Linked DNA regions of Homo sapiens: region 1 is linked to region 2. A link is a contact called in ENCODE Hi-C or POLR2A ChIA-PET data. All regions are on one chromosome and are shown on one strand. The core of a region is the stretch at or near the end of the contact, and the rest is flanking DNA. Distances in the headings are between cores, read along the strand shown.

Region 1 (5,577 bases), core at 1,771-4,270, 72 kb before region 2:
TTGAAAAACCTCATTTTTGAGTTTTTCCTCAAATACTATATTTCACTCAAAAATATTAAGGCGGCCAGGCGTGGTGGCTCATGGCTATAATCCCAGCACTTTGGGAGGCAGAGATGGGTGGATCACAAGGTCAAGAGAGCCAGACCATCCTGGCCAACATGATGAAACCTCGTCTCTACTAAAGATACAAAATATTAGCTGGGCATGGTGGCACGTGCCTGTAATCCCAGCTACTCGGGAGGCTGAGGCAGAAGAACTGCTTGAACCAGAGAGTTGGAGGTTGCAGTGAGCCAAGAGCGCATCACTGCACTCCAGCCTGGTGACAGAGCGAGACTCAGTCTCAAAAAAAAAAAAAAAAAAAAAAAATAAGGTGGCAGGACAAAAATATCTAAGGTAGCCAGCCTTTTGGTATTAAGGTTTTAAGAGATTCTTAGATCTACCTAAAACCTAACTTCTGAGAACCCAGCAATGCTTTTTGTGTAGTTCCGACTCAAAAAAGTTTACTTAGTCAAGAGAACTCAGAATTTAACACAGCTTTACAATTTATTCAGCTCATCTTTCCATTATCTCACAGAACTGTTAGAATTAAGCAGGCTAAAGCAGGTATTATTCATACTATCCCTTTTTTTGATGAAGAAAAAAAGTAAAATTCAAAAGGTTTAGTGACAATTTAAGAGAAGCAAAATTAAAAATTCAGATACTCAGACTTTACATCTCTTTCCATTATAATACACTGATTTGAATGGTACAATGGGATTTGAAATTTTTATTGTTTAATGATGTTACTATTACCTTTAAAATTTTTGTTTGTTTTTCACAGTTGATCTGTACTTTGAAACCTAGGACTTAATTTTTGGAATACAGTAATGTAGTGGTTAAGAGTTTTAGGCACTGAACTCAGAAAAACCCAGGCTGGAAGTTTAAGAGCTATCTAGAAGAGTTCCTAATTATTGTACTGTACTGTATTTATTTAATCTTTTTTTTGTAGAGGTGGGGTGGGGTGAGGGGGGTGTCTCACTATGTTGCCCAGGCTAGTCTCGAACTCCTGGCCTCAAGCAGCGTCTCAGCTCAGCCTCCCAAAGAGCTGGGATTACAAGGCATGAGCCACTGTGCCTGGCTTATTACATTACTTTTAAATAAATATTGTTTGTAAATAATGCATCAGACCTCTGTGTGGAGGAAAGAAAAAGACTGTATATACCATGTCTTATATATCACAAGCAATTAAAATTTTTCTTCATATTTAAGAGATTTTTACTTCACTTCTAAACAACAAAGGATTTAGCTTAAATTCATTAGAGCAGTCATATTCTTAATGCTTTTTTATAACTTATCCTTTCTTTTTACTCATTAAATAATATACTAATAGATGGTGTATCAAAAATCTAATCTTTGTTTTTTAGAGACGGAGTCTCCCTTTGTCACCTAGGCTGGAAGTGCAGTAGCTTCATCATAGCTCACTGTAGCCTCAAACTCCTGGGCTCAAGCAATCCTCCCACCTCAGCCTCCTGAGTAGCTGGAAAAATATAATCTTTCATTCATGCAGCTAACATTATAATCTACAGCAAATGGATAAAGAATTAAGACAGGCAGAAATATAATAACGATATTACCGGTTTCTTTTAAGTCTTTTTTTTGAGGTGGAGTCTTCCTCTGTCACCCACGCTGGAGTGCAGTGGCACGATCTCAGCTCACTGCAACCTCTGCCTCCAGGTTCAAGTAATTCTCCTACCTCATCCTCCTGAGTGGCTGGGACTACAGGTGCGCACCACCAACGCCCTGCTAATTTTTGTATTTGTCTTTTTTTTTTTTTTGAGACAGAGTCTCACACTATTGCCAGGCCGGAGTGCAATGGCACAATATCGGCTCATTGCAACCTCCACCTCCCGGGTTCACATGATTCTCCTGCCTCAGCCTCCCGAGTAGCTGGGATTATAGGCACACACCACCACACCCGGCTAATTTTTTGTATATTTAGTAGAGACGGGTTTTACTATGTTGGCCAGACTTGTCTCAAACTCCTGACCTCAGGAGCCACCTGCCTCAGCCTCCCAAAACGCTGGGATTACAGGTGTGAGCCACCACGCCCAGCCTAATTTTTGTGATTTTAGTAGAGAAAGGGTTTCAATGTGTTGGCCAGGCTGGTCTCAAACTCCTGACCTCAAATGATCCACCCACCTTGGCCTCCCAAAGTGCTAGGATTACAGGAGTGAGCCACTGTGCCTGGTTTTTAAAGTCATTATTAAAATCTTCATTACCGGCCAGGCGTGGTGGCTCACGCCTGTAATCCCAGCACTTTGGGAGGCCGAGGCGGGCAGATCACGAGGTCAGGAGATCGAGACCATCCTGGCTAACATGGTGAAACCCCGTCTCTACTAAAAATACAAAAAATTAGCCTGGTGTGGTGGCGGGCACCTGCAGTCCCAGCTACTCGGAAGGCTGAGGCAGGAGAATGGCGGGAACCCAGGAGGCGAAGGCTGCAGTGAGCTGAGATCGCGCCACTGCACTCCAGCCTGGGCGACAGAGCGAGACTCCATCTCAAAAAAAAAAAAAAAGAAATTCAGGCCAGGCATGGTGGCTCACCCCTGTAATCTCAGCACTTTGAGAGGTTGAGGCAAGCAGACTGCTTGAGCCTAGAAGCTTGAGACCAGCCTGGACAACATGGAGAAACCCCATCTCTACAAAAAATCAGCCATGCACGGTGTAGCACATGTGTAGTCCCAGCTATTCAAGAGGCTGAAGTGGGAGGATCACCTGAGCCCAGGGAGGTCCAGGTTGCAGTGAGCCATGATTGTGCCACTGCATTCCAGCCTGGGCAACAGAGTGAGACCCTGTCTCAAACAAACAAACAAACAAACAAAACAAATAAATAAATTTTAAGTGGTCACAACACTGGAAAAAAAATAACTTTCACACATAAAAAGTTTCTGCTGAGCAAATATGCTCAAATGTTAGTTTCCTAACCAGTCCAAAAGGGCACTCTCATGCACTGCAAGGTGATGTGTACGTGTCAATATTTTTCGTTTCCTCACTCCTCTTTCTCAATTTCTGACCACAAACTGGTAACTTCATCAGATGACAGCCCAGAATAAACACACATGAAGAAATAAGCCACTCTACTCTTCTAAAAGTTAGCAGGGGCTGTACAAGTTTACAAAACAGACTCCTACATTTTAAAAGTGTAACTTTAAAAATACAAGTTAAAAACGAGCTAGTTCAAAAACAATTATGCTAAAACAAATCAGTTCCACAAATGATACCTGGAGCCAACTTTATTTTTAACTCTCACCACAAATAAGCTTAAATTATTTTCATTTTAAATCACATTGTCTGGACTCTTTTTTAACCCGAGTTTTTCTTTTCACCTTCAAATCAGTCATTGTTTTCTTCATCTAGTCAGCAACTGCTGATTTTTAAAATAAACAGATGTGTATTCAAAGTACACCATTAACACAAGTACCAAAACACACAATGTACAAATAAAATATGGTTTAGGAATGATTATTCAGATAGCCAAGTAACAGCGAAGTTAAAAAAAAAAAAAAAAAAGCTACATAATGAAGTAGGAAGGAAGGGGGAAAAAAATCACCTGGAAACACTAACAATTTCCACACTAATTTCTCTTTCATACTAAAGGCATTAATTTTCACAGTAAATCTTGCATATTCAACAAGTGGTTAAAAAAAATTAGCCCTCCTCAAAGATAAGGACACAGAATATAAGTGAATCATTCATTCTACACACTGGCATCACTCATTTGGCAGAGGAGATGTGTCCTCAAGAGAAGAGGTATTCCCCCAAGTTTACATCTTACCAAAGCAGTTTCAAGAAGTAACCATCTATATTAGCCGGATGTGGTGGTGCACACCTGTATTCCCTACTCAGATGGCTGAGGCACGAGAATCATGTGAACCCAGGAAGCAGAGGTGGCTGTGAGCCGAGATCGCACCACTGTCCTCCAGCCTGAGTGACAGAGTGAGATTCTGCTTCAAAAAAAAAAAAGTAACCATCTGATTCAGCCAGCTCCCCTACACTTCCTTCTGGAGTCAATGGCTTTCAAATAGAAAAATTCCCATCGGCCGGATGCGGTGGCTCACGCCTGTAATCCCAGCACTTTAGGAGGCCGACGTGGGCGGATCACCTGAGGTCGGGAGTTCAAGACCAGCCTGACCAACATGGAGAAACCCAGTCTCTACTAAAAATACAAAATTACCCAGGCGTGGTGGCACATGCCTGTAATGCCAGCTACTTGGGAGGCTGAGGCAGGAGAATTGCTGGAACACAGGAGGCAGAGGTTGCAGTGAGCCAAGATCACGCCATTGCACTCCAGCCTGGGTAACAAGAGCAAAACTCAGTCTCAGAAAAAAAGAAAGAAAGAAAAGAAAAAGAAAAATTCCCTAGTCTTTAGTGGTGCGCTCAATAGTAAACTTTAACAACTTCTAAGAGTTACAGTAAGACACCTGTAAAACTGATAATATCATTTGTTCTTCAGAAATTACTTTTAACCAACTTTTCAATAATAATTTTCTCAAAAGAAAGACATGTTTAAAATTTTTCCCTGGCCAGGCATGGTGGTTCATGCCTGTAATCTCAGTAATTTGGGAAATCAAAGCAGTAGAATGGCTTGAGCCAAGGAGTTCAAGACCACCCTGGTCAACAGAGTGACACCTCATCTTTATAAAAATAAAACAAAATTAGCTGGGCATGGTGACACATGCCTCTAGTCTCAGCTACTAAGGAGGCTGAGGCGGGAGGATCACTTGAGCACAGGAGTTTGAGGCTGCAGTGAGCTATGATCGTGCCACTGCACTCCAGCATGGGGGCCAGAGACTGTCACACACACACACACACACACACACACACACAGTTTTCACTGTTAGTTACACCATTAATTCATTAAAGCTCTAAATTATACCCTGCTATTTTGCCAGAGGATAAAATAGTAAATGAAACACAAAAATATAACCTAGGGTCAGGCTCACACCTGTAATCTCAACACTTTGGGAGGCCGAGGTGGGAGGAGTGCTTGAGCCCAGGAATTCCAGATCAGCCTGGGCAACTGAGGGGGAACATCAACTCTACAAAAAAATTGTTTTTAATTAGCTGGGCAGCCAGGCACAGTGGCTCATGCCTGTAATCCCAGCACTTTGGGAGGCCGAGGCAGGCAGATCACCAGGTCAGGAGTTCGCGACCAGTCTGGCCAACATAGTGAAACCCCATCTCTACTAAAAATACAAAAAATTAGCCAGGTGTGGTGATGGGCGCCTGTAATCCCAGCTACTCGGGAGGCTGAGGCAGGAGAACTGCATGAACCCAGGAGGCGGAGGTCGCATTGAGCCAAGATCACGCCATTGCACTCCAGCCCGGGAGACAGTGCGAGACTCCATCTCAAAAAAAAAAAAAAAAAAAAAAAAAAAAATTTAATCAGGCATGGTAGTCATGCCTACAGTCCCAGCTACTCAGGAGGCTAAGATAGAAGGATTGTCTGAGCCCAGGAGGTCGAGGCTGGAGTGAGCCGTGACTGCATCACTGCACTCTAGCCTGGGTGACAAAATGAAACCCCATCTCAAAAAAGAA
Region 2 (5,961 bases), core at 1,253-3,752:
CACACCCAGGTAATTTTCAAAATTTTTGCAGTCATCATTTTTTTAAAAAGGAGACATTCAGGTTACTTAATAGAGTTGTGCCCTTGATCACCCATTTCCCTTAGTTGTTTCCAATTTTTCACCAACATAAATAATGCTGCCACCAATATTTGCACATACACCTTTTCCTAAATTTCAAATTATGTCCTTAGGATAGATTCCCAGAACCTGGGTTGCTGGATCAAAGGGTAGGAACATTTTTATGGCTTCTGCTGGGTGTTGCCAGACTGCTCTCCCGATGAGTGGCTACTGGTTTATGCTGCCGTTAGCGTCGTACAAGACTGCCAGTTTCCACTAGGCCTTCCTAGTGTGAGGTATTATGATTGAAAATAGTTTTGCTATTTTAATGAGAAAATAAACTACCTCTCCATTGTTTTAACTTTCTTTGGTTATGAGAGACAATTTTTTTTTTTTTTTGAGACAGAGTCTCGCTGTGTCGCCCAGGCTGAAGTGCAGTGGCACGATCTCAGCTCACTGCAACCTACACCTCCCGGGTTCCCTCAGCCCCCCAAGTAGCTGGGACTACAGGTGCCAGCCACCACGCCCGGCTAATTTTTGTATTTTTAGTAGAGATGGGGTTTCACTATGTTGGCCAGGCTGGTCTTTTTTTTTTTTTTTTTTTTTTTTTTTTTTTTGAGACGGAGTCTTGCTCTGTGGCCCAGGCTGGAGTGCAATGGCACGATCTCTGCTCACTGCAAGCTCCGCCTCCCGGGTTCACGCCATTCTCCTGCCTCAGCCTCCCGAGTAGCTGGGACTACAGGCGTGCGCCACCTTGCCCGGCTAATTTTTTGTATTTTTAGTAGAGACGGGGTTTCACCGTATTCGCCAGGATGGTCTTGATCTCCTGACCTCGTGATCCACCCGCCTCGGCCTCCCAAAATGCTGGGATTACAGGCATGAGCCACCGCGCCCGGCCCCAGGCTGGTCTTGAACTCCTGATCTCATGATCTGCCTGCCTCAGCCTCCCAAAGTCCTGGATTACAGGCATGAGAGACAATTAACAGCTTCCCCCACCCCTTAAAAATAAGCTAGTTAAGGCCGGGCGCGGTGGCTCACGCCTGTAATCCCAGCACTTTGGGAGGCCGAGGCGGGTGGATCACGAGGTCAGGAGATCGAGACCATCCTGGGTAACACGGTGAAACCCTGTCTCTACTAAAAATGCAAAAAATTAGCCGGACGCGGTGGCGGGCACCTGTAGTCCCAGCTACTCGGGAGGCTGAGGCAGGAGAATGGCGTGAACCCGGGAGGTGGAGCTTGCAGTGAGCCGAGATAGCGCCACTGCACTCCAGCCTGAGCGACAGAGCGAGACTCCGCCTCAAAAAAAAAAAAAAAAAAAAGCTAGTTAATACTTCTTCTTTAGTAAATTGGATTGGGAGGAAAGCTCTGGCATGCTCACAGTTTAACCTCTCTAAGCCTCAGTTTCTTCATCTCCAAAATGGAGTGGTACCAAAGTGATTGTAAAGTCAAGTGAGATAAAGTCTGGGGTAACTTCTTTTAACAGTGTAGGTATTCATTACCATAATCCCACTCAGCCTCAAATTTACCTAATATTTACCTGTGTATCATAAAACCTTCTGCTTTGTCAATAATCTTTTTTTTTTCCCCTTTTGAAACGGGGTCTCACTTTGTCACCCATGCTGGAGTTCAGCGGCATGATCTTGGCTCACTTCAACCTCCACCTCCCGGGTTCAAGTGATTCTCCTGCCTCAGCCTTCTGAGAGTAGCTGGGATTATAGGCGCGCACCACCACGCCCAGCTAATTTTTGTATTTTTAGTAGAGACGGGGTTTTGCCATGTTGGCCCGGCTGGTCTTGAATTCCTGACCTCAGGTGATCTGCCCTCGGCCTCCCAAAATACTGGGATTACAGATGTGAGCCACCATGACCGGCCAGCAATCTTGAAAACTTCCACCGCATCCCAAATCTTGAAAAACCTCTCTCTCTTTGTGTGCGTATGAGACAGAGAGAGAGGAGTGAGAGACAGAGGAGAGAGAGAGGAGAGAGAGGAGTGAGAGACAGAGGAGAAGGAGAGAGGAGAGAGGAGAGAGAGAGAGACAGAGAGAGACAGAGACAGAGAGAGAGACAGACAGAGAGAGAGAGAGACCTGAGGTCTTAGAAGACCTGAGGTCTTAGAAGGCTGGAGGCAAGGTCCCTCCTTTCCATTCTTTAATTTCCTCCGTTTTTCGAGGGAAACACTACGACTTGTTTGGAGTCTTACGGATAAGAGCCCTCTGTTACTAATGATATTAATAATGGCATCTGTTAATGAGGACGTCGTTATTATCTAACATTGGCAGGAGAAGAAAGCTCCGCGGCACAAGGGAGCAACCTCTCGTGTTCTGCAGACCCGATTTCGCATTTGGGAGAAGAGCTCTACTCCCCACAAAAGTCAGTGACACTCCAGACCCTGCAGAGACGCCTCCAGGGTGCGAAGTGGACTCTGGCCGACCTGTCAGGGGCAGCAGCCAGAATCCATCAGTTAACCACTCTGAAGGAAGTTTCTGCTTCAACGTTTTCCCCGTTGCTAGGAAACACTGCTTTGCCGCTGCTCATTGGTTAGCGCCCCCTCTTGTGTCTATGCCCTGTAATAGCACCCACAGTTGAGCAAACAGTAAAGACTAACACATGATTTAAATCGTCTTTATTGTGAAATATAACATACAGAAAAGTATCTAGGATATACATACAGCTTGGAAAATAGATATTGTGTATCTATTGTGTAACCACCACCTACAAAAACAAAGCATTGCCAGCGCATTAGACACTGGCCCTGCTTCTCTCCCTCCTTCTCCCCAGCAGGTGTTTATCTTTTCACTTTCCTTACAGTTTTATTACCTGTATGTATGTATCCTTTTTTAATATTTTATTTTCTTTGTTTTCTGGCTGCTCCTCCAATTTGCCCTGCTTGTTTCTGCCTCAGGGGCTTCGTACTTGCTATTCCTTCTGCCTGAAACACTTTTCCTCCAGACAGCCGCATAGCTAGTCCTTCACTTCCTTTGCCCAACGTCATCTTTTCAGTGAGCACTTCCCCAGCACTCCCTGTCCCCTGCTTTTTTTTTTTTTTTTTTTTTTTTGACACTGAGTTTCACTCTTGTCACCCAGGCTGGAGTGCTCACTGCAACTTCCACCTCCTGGGTTCAAGCGATTCTCCTGCCTCAGCCTTTCAAGTAGCTGGAATTACAGCCACCCACCACCATGCCCACCTAATTATTGTAGTTTTAGTAGAGACAGGGTTTCACCGTGTTGGCCAGGCTGGTCTCAAACTCCTGACCTCAGGTGATCCACCTTCCTCGGCCTCTCAAAGTGCTGGGATTACAGGCGTGAGCCACTGTGCCCAGCCCCCTCTTCTTACATAGCACTTAGCACCCTCTGACACATTTTTCTTACCTCCATCTTCCTCCACTAGAGTTGAAGCTACAACAGAGTTTCTCAGCTTCAGCACTATTGCCGTCTGAGGCTGGAGAATTCATTGTTATGGAGGCCTAGCCCGTGCACTGCAGGGCATTTGGGAGTATCCCTGGCCTTTACAAACCAGATGCCAGTTGCGCCCTCCTCACCATGGTTGTGACAACTAAAAGTGTCTCCAGGCATTGCCAAATGTTCCCTGGTTGGTGGTGCGGCAGGATGGTGGCCAGGGCAAAAATCACCTCACTGAGAATTGCTAAGACTTTGGGCTGGCTTTGTTTACCCCTTGTCTAAAACACAGTCAGGTAGCCAGTAAGTGTTTACTCATCTCAGTCTCAGCAGAGCCTGGCACACAGAGTGAAGTCTCAATAGAAGTTTGATGAATGAGGCCGGGTGCCATGGTTCATGCCTATAATCCTAGCACTTTGGGAGGCCGAGGTGGGCGGATTGCCTGAGCTCAGGAGTTTGAGACCAGCCTGGGCTACATGGTGAAACACCATCTCTACTAAAATACAAAAAATTAGCCAGGCATGGTGGTGCGTGCCTGTAGTCCAAGCTACTCAAGAGACTGAGGTAGGAGAACCGCTTGAACCCGGGAGGCGGAGGTTTCAGTGAGCCGAGACCATGCCACTGCACTCCAGCCTGGGTGACAGAGCGAGACTCTGTCTCAAAAAAAAAGTTTGATGAATGACTAAATGACTGACTGAATGAATAAGTGACTGATTGAATGAGTGACTAAATGACTCACTGAATGAGTGATACAGTGACCTCAAGGGTTGACAGCTGCCTTTGAATCTTACCAAATTATTTCCTTTAGTTTTTACTCCAACCAAAGAGTGTTGGTGTGGGAAATTCATCAAGAATATAGGCTTGAGGTCAATTGAAAGGAACCTTGCCTATAATCCCAGCACTTTGGGAGGCCGAGGCAGGCGGATCAACTGAGGTCAGGAGTTCGAGACCAGCCTGACCAACATGGTGAAACCCCATCTCTACTTAAAATACAAAAATTAGCTGGGCGTGGTGGTGTGTGCCTGTAATCCTAGCTACTCGGGAGGCTGAGACAGGAGACTTGCTTGAACCCAGGAGGCGAAGGTTGCAGTGAGCCAAGATCACACCACTGCACTTCAGCCTGGACAACAGAACAAGGCTCAGTTTCAAAAAAAAAAGAAAAGAAAAGAAAAAGAAAGAAAGGGATCTTGTCAAGGTTCCCCTGGGACACCTTTCTTAGCCAAATAACTTGAAAAAGTTTTCTACACTCCATGTCTACATGTTTCTACTCCCTCACCAACTAGGCTCGCTCACTTGACTCCACCCTGAACTCTGCCCTTAGCACTCCCCTGAAACTGCTCTGGATCAAGTCACCAGTGGCTTCCTTGTTATGAAACCCATCAGCACTGCAAAGATGGAGTAACAGAGACTGGGTTTGCCTCCCACTGGAAACAACTAAAAATCGGACAACACATGTGAAACAACCATTTTTAGACATTGGACATCAGACAGTGGAAGGCTGTGACCCCCAGAGAGGGGAAGCAAACGATGTGAGTTCCACAGTTGCCCTGGTCTACAGGCTGCAGTGCAGAGAAGGTGCTACAGACTGAAGTGTGTCCCCCACATTCATACCCTGAAGCCCTGACTCCCAATGTAGCTGTATTCGGAGATGGGGCCTATGAGGAGATAAAGGTTAAATGAGGTTATAAAAGTGGGCCCTAAGCTAGGTGCGGTGGCTCACGCCTGTAATCCCAGCACTTTGGGAAGCCAAGGGGGGTGGATCACAAGGTCAGGAGATCGAGACCATCCTGGCTAACACAGTGTAAACCCCGTCTCTACTAAAAATACAAAAAATTAGCCGGGCATGGTGGCGGGCGCCTGTAGTCCCAGCTACTCAGGAGGTTGAGGCAGGAGAATGGCATGAACCCAGTAGGCAGAGCTTGCAGTGAGCCGAGATCACGCCACTGCACTCCAGTCTGGGCAACAGAGCAAGACTGTGTCTCAAAAAAAAAAAAAAAAAAAAAAGTGGGCCCTAAACTGATAGGGCTGGTGCCCTTAAAAGAAGAGACTCTAAGCCTGGGCAACATAGTGAGTTCCTATCTCTACAAAAAATAACAAAATTAGCAGAATGTGGTGGCACGTGCCTGCAGTCCTAGCTACTCAGGAGGCTGAGGTGGGAAGATTGCTTGAACCCAAGAGTTTGAGGCTAAAGTGAGCTATGATCGCACCACTACACTCCAGCCTGAGCAAAAGAGTAAGATCCTGTCTCTAAGAAAAAAAGACGATGAAAGACATTCTCTCTGTCTCTGTTTCTGTCTCTCTCTTTGCCATGTGAGGACACAGTGAGAAGGGAACCATCTACAGGCCAGGAAGAGAGCTCTCCCCAGAAACTGACCATGCTGACACCTTGATCTTGGACTTGCCAGCCTTCAGAACCATGAGTAATAAGTTTATGTTGTTTAAGCCACCACCCAGTATGTGGTATTTTGTTTTTTGTTTGTTTTAGAGACAGAATCATGCTGTGTCACCC

Evidence for each region. Hi-C counts contacts between places; a loop is a spot of excess contacts on that map. ChIA-PET counts read pairs that join two places held with the same protein, here RNA polymerase II (POLR2A). Pooled maps may share reads with other maps.
Region 1: a loop to region 2 is called in a pooled map, with 3 times the contacts of the local background. The contact joins two enhancer-like sites. A Hi-C loop is called at or near these places in 2 of 50 pooled maps. POLR2A ChIA-PET finds 5 or more read pairs at or near these places in 5 of 52 experiments (GM12878, H1, Panc1 and 2 more).

Annotation. Positions count from the first base shown.
Region 1 is chr3:12,644,756-12,650,332 of GRCh38, forward strand. The region is part of intron 1 of RAF1 (Raf-1 proto-oncogene, serine/threonine kinase); the gene reads right to left. Among named protein-coding and RNA genes, the nearest start is that of RAF1, 17 kb to the right of the region's middle. RefSeq lists an enhancer at 3,973-4,022. Within about 2 kb of position 3,021, at least 5 of the 41 ENCODE cell types and tissues checked have a DNase peak (open chromatin) inside an H3K27ac peak, as active enhancers do.
Region 2 is chr3:12,717,634-12,723,594 of GRCh38, forward strand. No RefSeq gene overlaps it. Among named protein-coding and RNA genes, the nearest start is that of TMEM40, 39 kb to the right of the region's middle. RefSeq lists an enhancer at 2,393-2,442. Within about 2 kb of position 2,503, at least 2 of the 41 ENCODE cell types and tissues checked have a DNase peak (open chromatin) inside an H3K27ac peak, as active enhancers do.